Linked DNA regions of Homo sapiens: region 1 is linked to region 2. The links are chromatin contacts, found by Hi-C in ENCODE. All regions are on one chromosome and are shown on one strand. The core of a region is the stretch at or near the end of the contact, and the rest is flanking DNA. Distances in the headings are between cores, read along the strand shown.

Region 1 (4,060 bases), core at 1,548-4,047, 680 kb after region 2:
GACTTTAAGTAGTTTACCTGTAAATCACCCCCTCTGTGTGTGCCCCTCCCCTGCTGTGGGAAATGTGAGCTGTGGGTCTGTCTTTGTGAACGATGCCGCTTTCACCCAATCTGTGTCCTGTGTCTTGTGTACTCCAGTGAGTGCACCCACGGGGGAAATCCTCACCATGGAATTCCTTTTTTAATTTGAGATACTGCTCAGTTGACCTCTGAAGGGACCGTAGCAGTTTTATTTGCCCCCGTAGGGTGTGCGAACTATTTCTTCATGTCCCTGTCGGCATTGGTTACCATCAGCCTTTCGGTGGGAAAGCAGCATCTGCTTTAACTTACATATTTAATGGTAAGTAACACTGAGTCATTTTGCTAATGTCTCTTTTTTTTTTTTTTTTTTTTTTGAGACGGAGTCTCGCTCTGTCTCCAGGCTGGAGTGCAGTAGCGCGATCTCGGCTCAATTGGCTCACTGCAACCTCTGCCTCCCGGGTTCAAGTGATTCTCCTGCCTCAGCCTCCCAAGTAGCTGGGACTATAGGCGGGCGCCACCACGCCCAGGTAATTTTTGTATTTTTAGTAGAGACAGGGTTTCACCATGTTGGCCAGGATGGTCTCAATCTCTTGACCTCGTGATCAGCCCGCCTCAGCCTCTCAAAGTGCTGGGATTACAAGCCTGAGCCACCGCTCCCGGCCACTTTGCTAATGTTTCTTGGCATTGTCTGCTGCCTTTTGAACTGGCTTTCCCTTAGCCTGGGCCCATGTTTCTTCGACCTAGGAAGGGCCCTTTCTTTGTCTTATGCTGCGTCATGTTAGCTGTTTGTCATCAGTGTCACAAACATTTTTTCCCCGGTACATTTCTGACCTGCCATACTTGGAATTTATTTGAGTTTGAGGAGCACGTCACTATCGATGCAACGCATTCACTAAGTCATACATCTTTTCCCCAGTGACTCACAGAGCCTTCTTTACAACGTGCTGAATTCCCATTTGTACTCGATCTTTCTGCATCCATGTTCCTGTTCAGTCCCGTTGATCGTTAGGAAAGGTGATTTTACATATTCAGGTACAGTTGTAAATGATGTCCTAAAGTGTGCCTATTGGCATGGAAAGATATTGGCAGCACTCTAAATTTTTCAAGTGGCATATAAAATATATAAAAGCATATGCAAAAATCATGCATATAAACCTGCATAGGAGACTGGAGAGTTCCCTTGACCCTTCTCAGGACTGGCACAGGGGGTGGCTCGTTTTCTCGGCTGCCACTCAATCCCTTACGGGAGGGACCACACGAACGGACAGGTGCGGGAACCAGAGCAAAGGAACTCTCCTCTCTGGCGGGAGCAGGCTCTGCGCTGGCCTCACGGCAGCCTCCAAGCATATTACAATGCTCTTTTAGCTCTGCCATCTGGGAGTGGGTGTCTGTGACCCCTGGAGCCTCAGAAAGCCTGTGTTACAATCAGTGTTGAGTGTTAATCAGCTCAGTGGAGGGTCAGGGTGACAGCCTTTACACCCTGCCCTCTTGGTACCTGAGTTCTTGTCCGGCGTCCAGCAAGAATCAGGTCACACGAACGAATTAAAGGGTGGTGAATATGGAGGACTTTATTGAGCTGTGGAAGTGGCTCTCAGCAGAAAGGGAAGCTGACAAGGGGGTACAGCAGGAAGATAATTTTCCCCTGGAGTCTGGCCATCCCTCAGCCAAACTCCTCTCCAACATCCAGCTGCTTCCTCTCCTCTCTTTGCTCAGATGCTTTCTCTTCTGTGTGTGTCCCCTTTGTCTGGAGTCTGGGGTTCTTATGGGCACAGGATAGGGGGCAGAGCAGGCCAAAAGGCAACATTCAGGTGGGAAAACAGGGATAGTTGTCACTTTGGGCCACGGGTCCAGGCTTGAGTGTGAAGCCCTCACCAGTATTTCCCTGCCTCCTGCCTGTATCACATACATTCTCTCTTCATTCCTAGTGTGTGTTCGTAATCCAGGATGAAGAGAAGGGAGAAGTCTTCATTGAACCCCTTTTTTCATGCGGTCATTTACATAGTAGCAACAGACTGCAGGATGATTTCTTAGATTCCACAAATTTTTTTTCTTTTTCTTTTTGAGAGAGTCTCACTCTGTCGCCCGAGCTAGAATGCAGTGGTACCATCACAGCTCACTGCAGCCTTGACCTCCCGGCCTGAAGCACTCCTCCTACCTCAGCCTCCAAAGTAGCTAGGACTTACATGCACTTGCCACCATGCCCAGCTAAATTTTTTTGTATTTTTGGTAGAGATGGGATTTTGCTATATTGCCCAGACTGGTCTTGAACTCCTGGCCTCAAGCAGTTCTCCCGCCTTGGCCTCTCAAGATGCTAGGATGACAGGCATGAGCCACTGCACCCAGCCCACAAATGTTTTCAAGTTACTGATCTGCCAAGTTTACAATTCCAGTAAGAGTTTGAAAAGGAAATAGGAACTGAAACCTGCCTGTGTTTGCTGAATCTCTGCTGTGTGCTAGGTGCTGAGGTGCTTTGGGATATGCATTAGAAGCTTGCTTGTTAACCAGTGACCATGACTGCATTTGAGCTGTTGCTGTTCACACATGGGCATTTCCATCAGGACAGCACAGCCAGGAGGAGAGTGGCGGCTCCGGGACCTGGGGCTCAGGCGAGGCCTTGAGGAGCTTACCAGAATAGTGAGGGCCCACGAGGGCCAAAGACCCACAAGTGGTAAAGGACAGGTGGCCCCACTCAGGAAGACACTTTCTCAGGCAGAACCGGAATGACAATGGGAGGCCAGTTGTGGAGAGCCTGGGACGCCAGAATAAGTGAGCACGAGAGACCGACAGGATGAGAGCCGCATTTCCGCTGAGACAGTGTGGCTGCGGGGCACGGGGCGCTGGAGCAGAGTGGAGGCAGGGGTGGGAGGATGCACCTGGGCAGGACGTGGTAGGGCAGTGGGGCTGGGTGAAGGGATGGAGAGCAACGCCGCAGTGTTGGTTATCCCTTTCATAGTTAATGTAGTGTCCTTCACAAATAAGATTTCTTTTATTTTCAAATACAATCAGATACAAAGTCAGTCTGCTTTTGAGCGGTTTGTTTTGCCACAGTAGGAAATAATCGTTGCTGGTTCATGTGCTAATTTTGTTGCCAAATACTTCATCGTGACACAGGGGGACTAATCAATGTTAATTTCCAGTGTTACAGAAGTGGCCGGCGGTAAGCTGTTAATGCTCTCATAAATGACCATTTTTCAGAAGTTATTTGCTTTGTCCCGGACTCTACCTAAACCAATGTACGTCTGCCCCCCTACATTCAAACATGACTTCCGTTTTGATCATTTTTGCTGGAATATTAAAAATGCATCTCAAAGGCAGCTGTGGTTTCTGGGAAGCTGTGTTTGGCATCAGTCCTTGTTCACTTTTAGCACTTGAAGCTGAAAAAAGCAGTAATGTCAACATAATGAACCATCTTAATTCAGCCTGGCAGAGGTCACAACAGCTCTAGTTTTCACCTTCATGGTGAAGGATGATCGTGTTGTTGGAATAAATAGACCTGGACTTGATTACAAGTGACATTTGAAAGTGTTGATTCAGATTGTCCCGTCGCTTCAAAATGGAGCCCTAGTCTTTAAGCACAGTGGTGAGATAAGTATTATTAATGACAGGCATTAGTTAGGATAAAGGCAAAAAAAAAAGTTTGGAGGCTCAAATCATTAAGTTGGCAGTAGAAATATGAATAGAAACTCAGCTGGAGAGTTGACTCCTCGCACTCCTGTTTGTCTTGACTGTGCCTCAGATGGCGTCTCGCGCCCGTTTGGTTTTGTCTTTCACAGACGTTTGCCAGGGACCATGTTTTTCCATCTCCCCTCTGTTTTAACACAGCGCCTTACCAATCACACACCAAATTAGTGCAGTGATTTTGTGAGCGTGGAGAGAGTAAATGAGGAGAGTTCTTCACCAGAAAAAGACAGCAAAGACGTGTTTCTCTTCCTTCTCGTCACAGAACAAACTCCTTACTCGAGGGTGGAGTATGTGTCTCAGCTCTCCTTCTCTTCAGCTCTCTCTTTGTTTTCCTGGGGAAATCCCGGGCCTTGTTGAAA
Region 2 (3,758 bases), core at 571-3,070:
CAGTGCATTCAAGGTTGTTAGTGGGCCGGGGCGAGGAGGGGGCCACAGAGGTGAGGCAGTGGCAGGAGCTGGGGAGAGAAAGGACTGTAAACACCAGCCTGTGGGCTCTGACCCAGGTGTGTATTTGTGTGGAATTGTGTGATATGATCAAATGAGTAAAGTCAGCCTGCTGGCAGAGGTGTTTCTGAGGCCTGCTACCCAGGGGTGGTGTTTCATGTTCACTGCGCCTTCCTGATGTCCGGGTGCTGAGACACGCCCATGCCTGTGTTTGCTGTATGAATGAGGGTATGGAGGAGTGAGTCTGTTCCACAAGAGGAGAGGAACTTAGGGAAAGAGATGTGTTCTCCTTGGAGGCCAGAATGCCACATGCGTGCTGGTTTAGTCGGTGGATCCCAGTCATGCTGGCACAACTGGTCTGTACTGCCGCAGGTAGGTGGGAGCTCAACTTTCTGTCCTCCCTAAGGACTGGCTGGCAGGGTGCGAGGGAGTGAGGACCTGAGGTTAACACAGGGGTGGATGCAGGTGTGGGCTGGCTCAGCCAGGGACCGAGAGGAGGGCTCAGGCGTGCACTACTCAGCGTTTCTTGCTGAAGCCACACACCCAATGAAGGTGCTGGGCATGGGGACTGGTGCCGTGGAAGGCATTTGGGCCTGGCCTTAGGGAAAATTCAGCTGCACCTACTCCTGGCGCTTGTGTTCCCCGCTCAGGGTGTGCAGGCCAGGGAGGTGGTCTGGTTGTCTAAGGTGGGAGAGCCCCCGATATTGATAGACAGTCCTGCCAAGGCTGCACCCAGTGGGAAGGGCAGTGGTCGAGGAGCGTGTGGGAGGTTGGGAGGAGTCCCAGGGCCCGCCACGGTGCGCTCTTTCTTCCTGCAGGTGGCCACTTCCTCCCAGGCGGCCACTTCCCAGGCTTCAGGCATGGGAAGCGTCCCAGGCATGGGCACCTGCCTTGGGGTGGCTCTGACCTGGGGGGTGCAGGAGCCCTGTGCCAGTACAGGAGCACCTGGGAATGCCAGTCCCCGAGCACCCGCTCCTGGGGCCTGGTGGTCACAGGGAAAAAGCATTTCAATAGGACGGTCATGAACCGTGGTCTGAAGGCTGACTCTGGCCAGTGACTGGGCTTCTCCTAGCCCACAGAGGCTTAAATTTTTAAAAATTGGTTGTCAGTATTCCAAAACACAGACATTTTATCTAAAATTTGGGATTTCTTTTTTTTTTTTTTTAAATAAAACAAGAAGAGGAAGATGTGGCCACGCTGGGCTTCCCCCTCTGGCTGGAAACGATGCTGGAGGCGAGTGGCTACCACCCCTGCACTCAGGGCGAGGTCCCCAGGGCCCCCCGGTCCCCATGGCCTCCCCGTACCACAAGCAGCTGCCCCTCCTCATCACGTTCGCATCGCTCTTCTGCTTTTAGGAGACAGTGAAATGCTTCCTGCTCTTGTCTTGGTGGGAAAGTGACATATGCACTGAGAAGGACTTGGGTTAGAACTGTGGGAGGGAGGATGCTTGTTTTGGCAGCACAGTCCCACCTGGTGGTTATGTCTGCAGGCCCCCACTGGCCTCCTGAGCTGATGCCCTGCCTCTCAGGAGGCATTTGAGGTTGTAGTTTCTGAGTCAGAGGAGTCCGTGTCCTGAAACCAACTGCAGGCTTTTCTGGGCATTTCTAAATCTAGCTATGGGTGGGAAAGGAAGGGCACCGTGGGGGCACACCACGCCTTCCTGAGGCAGGAACGGCAGTGCAGCCTCCGCCCAGACCCATGGTTCTAGGCCCCGTGCCCCGCGGTTACCCAGCCAGGTGCAGCCTTGAGCCTCTCAGATGGGCCCTGGCTCCAGGGAAGGGCACAGGGCGGGCAGTGGCAGGGGCCTGAATTACACGGTGTTGCTGGGAGCTGTGAGAACCACTCTGAGCTGTATTTGCGGTCCCGAGGGTGTGTCACAGGCGGGACTGTGCCAACTGCAGTGCCGGCAGCCGCAGCATGTACAGCTCAAGTCAGAAACAGGCTCCCTCCACGGGGTCTCTGTGTGAATGTTAGCCAGACCACCTCCCAATAACACCTCCTGCATGCAGCTGGGGTTAGTAGTGGCCCCTCTGCCTCCCAGCCAGCTGGACACACAGGTCCCTCCCAGTGATGTGCCAGGTGGCCTTGGGCAGGTGCCTGCTCTGAGCCTCAGTTTCCCCGCTGTGACATGGGTGGGACCCTTTCCTTGTGGAGCTGTGGTGGTGATGAGGAGGCAGAAGTAAGCACAGCTCAGGCCCAAGCACCCAGCCTCAGCAGCACCCAGCCTCAGCACCCAGCCCTGAGCACCCAGCCTCAGCACCCAGCCCTGAGCACCCAGCCTCAGCACCCAGCGTCAGCACCCAGCCTCAGTCCCCAGCCTCAGCACCCAGCCTCGGCACCCAGCCCTGAGCACCCAGTCTCAGCACCCAGCCCTGAGCACCCAGCCTCGGTACCCAGCCCTGAGCACCCAGTCTCAGTACACAGCCTCAGTACCCAGCCTCAGCACCCAGCCCCAAACACTGCCTGACAGAGTGAAGTCACAGTGAGCCATGAGTATGAGGTCCCTAGGGATGTCCTGGCCCTGAGGACCCCTGAGAGTGGAGTGGGAGTGGGGTGGGGTGGAGCAGGCCTGGCTACTGCACCTGGGACTGCAGCCATCCCAGCATTGACCCGTTCATGGCCACAAGTCTCCTTCCATTCACTCTTCATAAGGAAGGTTCAGTCCTGTGGCTGTGGGCACCGGGGCAGGACGGTCTATTGCCCTGTTGATGGGGGTGGGGGTAACTGTGGAGGCTGGAGGGGCTCCAAGGAGAGGCCCCTCCACCCATCCCTGGACCCCTCTAATCCTGGAGGCAGAAGAGGGTCCTGCCTTGCCCAGGAGTAACAAGGAAGTTGGTTTGTTCAGCAGCGCCCCCCCGACTCCCCAAGCAATACTGTGGTTCACCAGTGTCTTCTGGCTGAGTGGGGAGGGCATGCATCCTCAGTACCATCCTCTTAGAGACCCAGAAAATTGTCACCATCCCTTCTGATTTCCCAGCCTGTGCAGTTCTTCCAGAAGGAGAGGGTGGTGGGCAAAGCCTGCTGGGTCCTTCTGCATGGGCTCCTTACCATTCCACCAGCAAGCCCTCCAGGTGCACGGGTGCACGCTGTTCCCGCCCCGCCTTACAGATGAGTTTTCCTGAGCCCTGTCCTGGGCTGCTGAGAGCTGGGCTGGGGATGGGAGCTGGGAGCTCACCCGGGGGAGGCGCAGGGGCATGCGTCCTTCCACCCCCTCCCGTCTCCTGCCCTACCCACCCCTTCCCATGCCCCTCCAGTCTCCCTCGAGACGCCCCCTCTCAGCCCCCAGGGCCCTCCCCTGTACCCTGTGGCCTGTGCCTCTCTGAGTGGAGAGCTGAGTGAGCCCTGGGAACAGGGCTGACACCTGCCACCCCCATCTCTCCCTTCAGTCCCCCCGACTCTCAGGCTGCTGGCCACCTGGGACATTGGGAAATGGGCCTAAGAGGTAAAAACCTGCACTTCGAGGTGGAGCAGCAGCCAGTTGCTGCCGGGACTCAGCTTTGCTGTCAGCTCAGCCCCAGCCCTGCCTGGGCACCTTGCAGTCCTGGGGGCAGGGAGACGTAGCTTCAAGGTTCTGAGGGTTCCACCCCTGCCCCTCTTGACAAATTCAATTGCCGTTGCCTCCTCCAACCAGACCCAGGCTGCTCCTTTTAGAGGAGAAGCATATGTTGCTTCATTTATTCCCTAATTCTCCTGAAGAAGTG

Evidence for each region. Hi-C counts contacts between places; a loop is a spot of excess contacts on that map. Pooled maps may share reads with other maps.
Region 1: a pooled map shows a loop between it and region 2 (3-fold over the local background). The contact joins two enhancer-like sites. A Hi-C loop is called at or near these places in 7 of 37 single-sample maps with no recorded cell type and 7 of 50 pooled maps.

What each region holds. Positions count from the first base shown.
Region 1 is chr12:131,771,279-131,775,338 of GRCh38, forward strand. The region is part of intron 13 of SFSWAP (splicing factor SWAP); the gene reads left to right. Among named protein-coding and RNA genes, the nearest start is that of MMP17, 55 kb to the right of the region's middle. RefSeq lists enhancers at 2,158-2,783, 2,515-2,704, 2,784-3,408. Within about 2 kb of position 2,798, at least 6 of the 41 ENCODE cell types and tissues checked have a DNase peak (open chromatin) inside an H3K27ac peak, as active enhancers do.
Region 2 is chr12:131,091,676-131,095,433 of GRCh38, forward strand. All of the region lies in intron 15 of ADGRD1 (adhesion G protein-coupled receptor D1), which reads left to right. Among named protein-coding and RNA genes, the nearest start is that of LINC01257, 71 kb to the right of the region's middle. RefSeq lists an enhancer at 264-423. Within about 2 kb of position 1,821, at least 3 of the 41 ENCODE cell types and tissues checked have a DNase peak (open chromatin) inside an H3K27ac peak, as active enhancers do.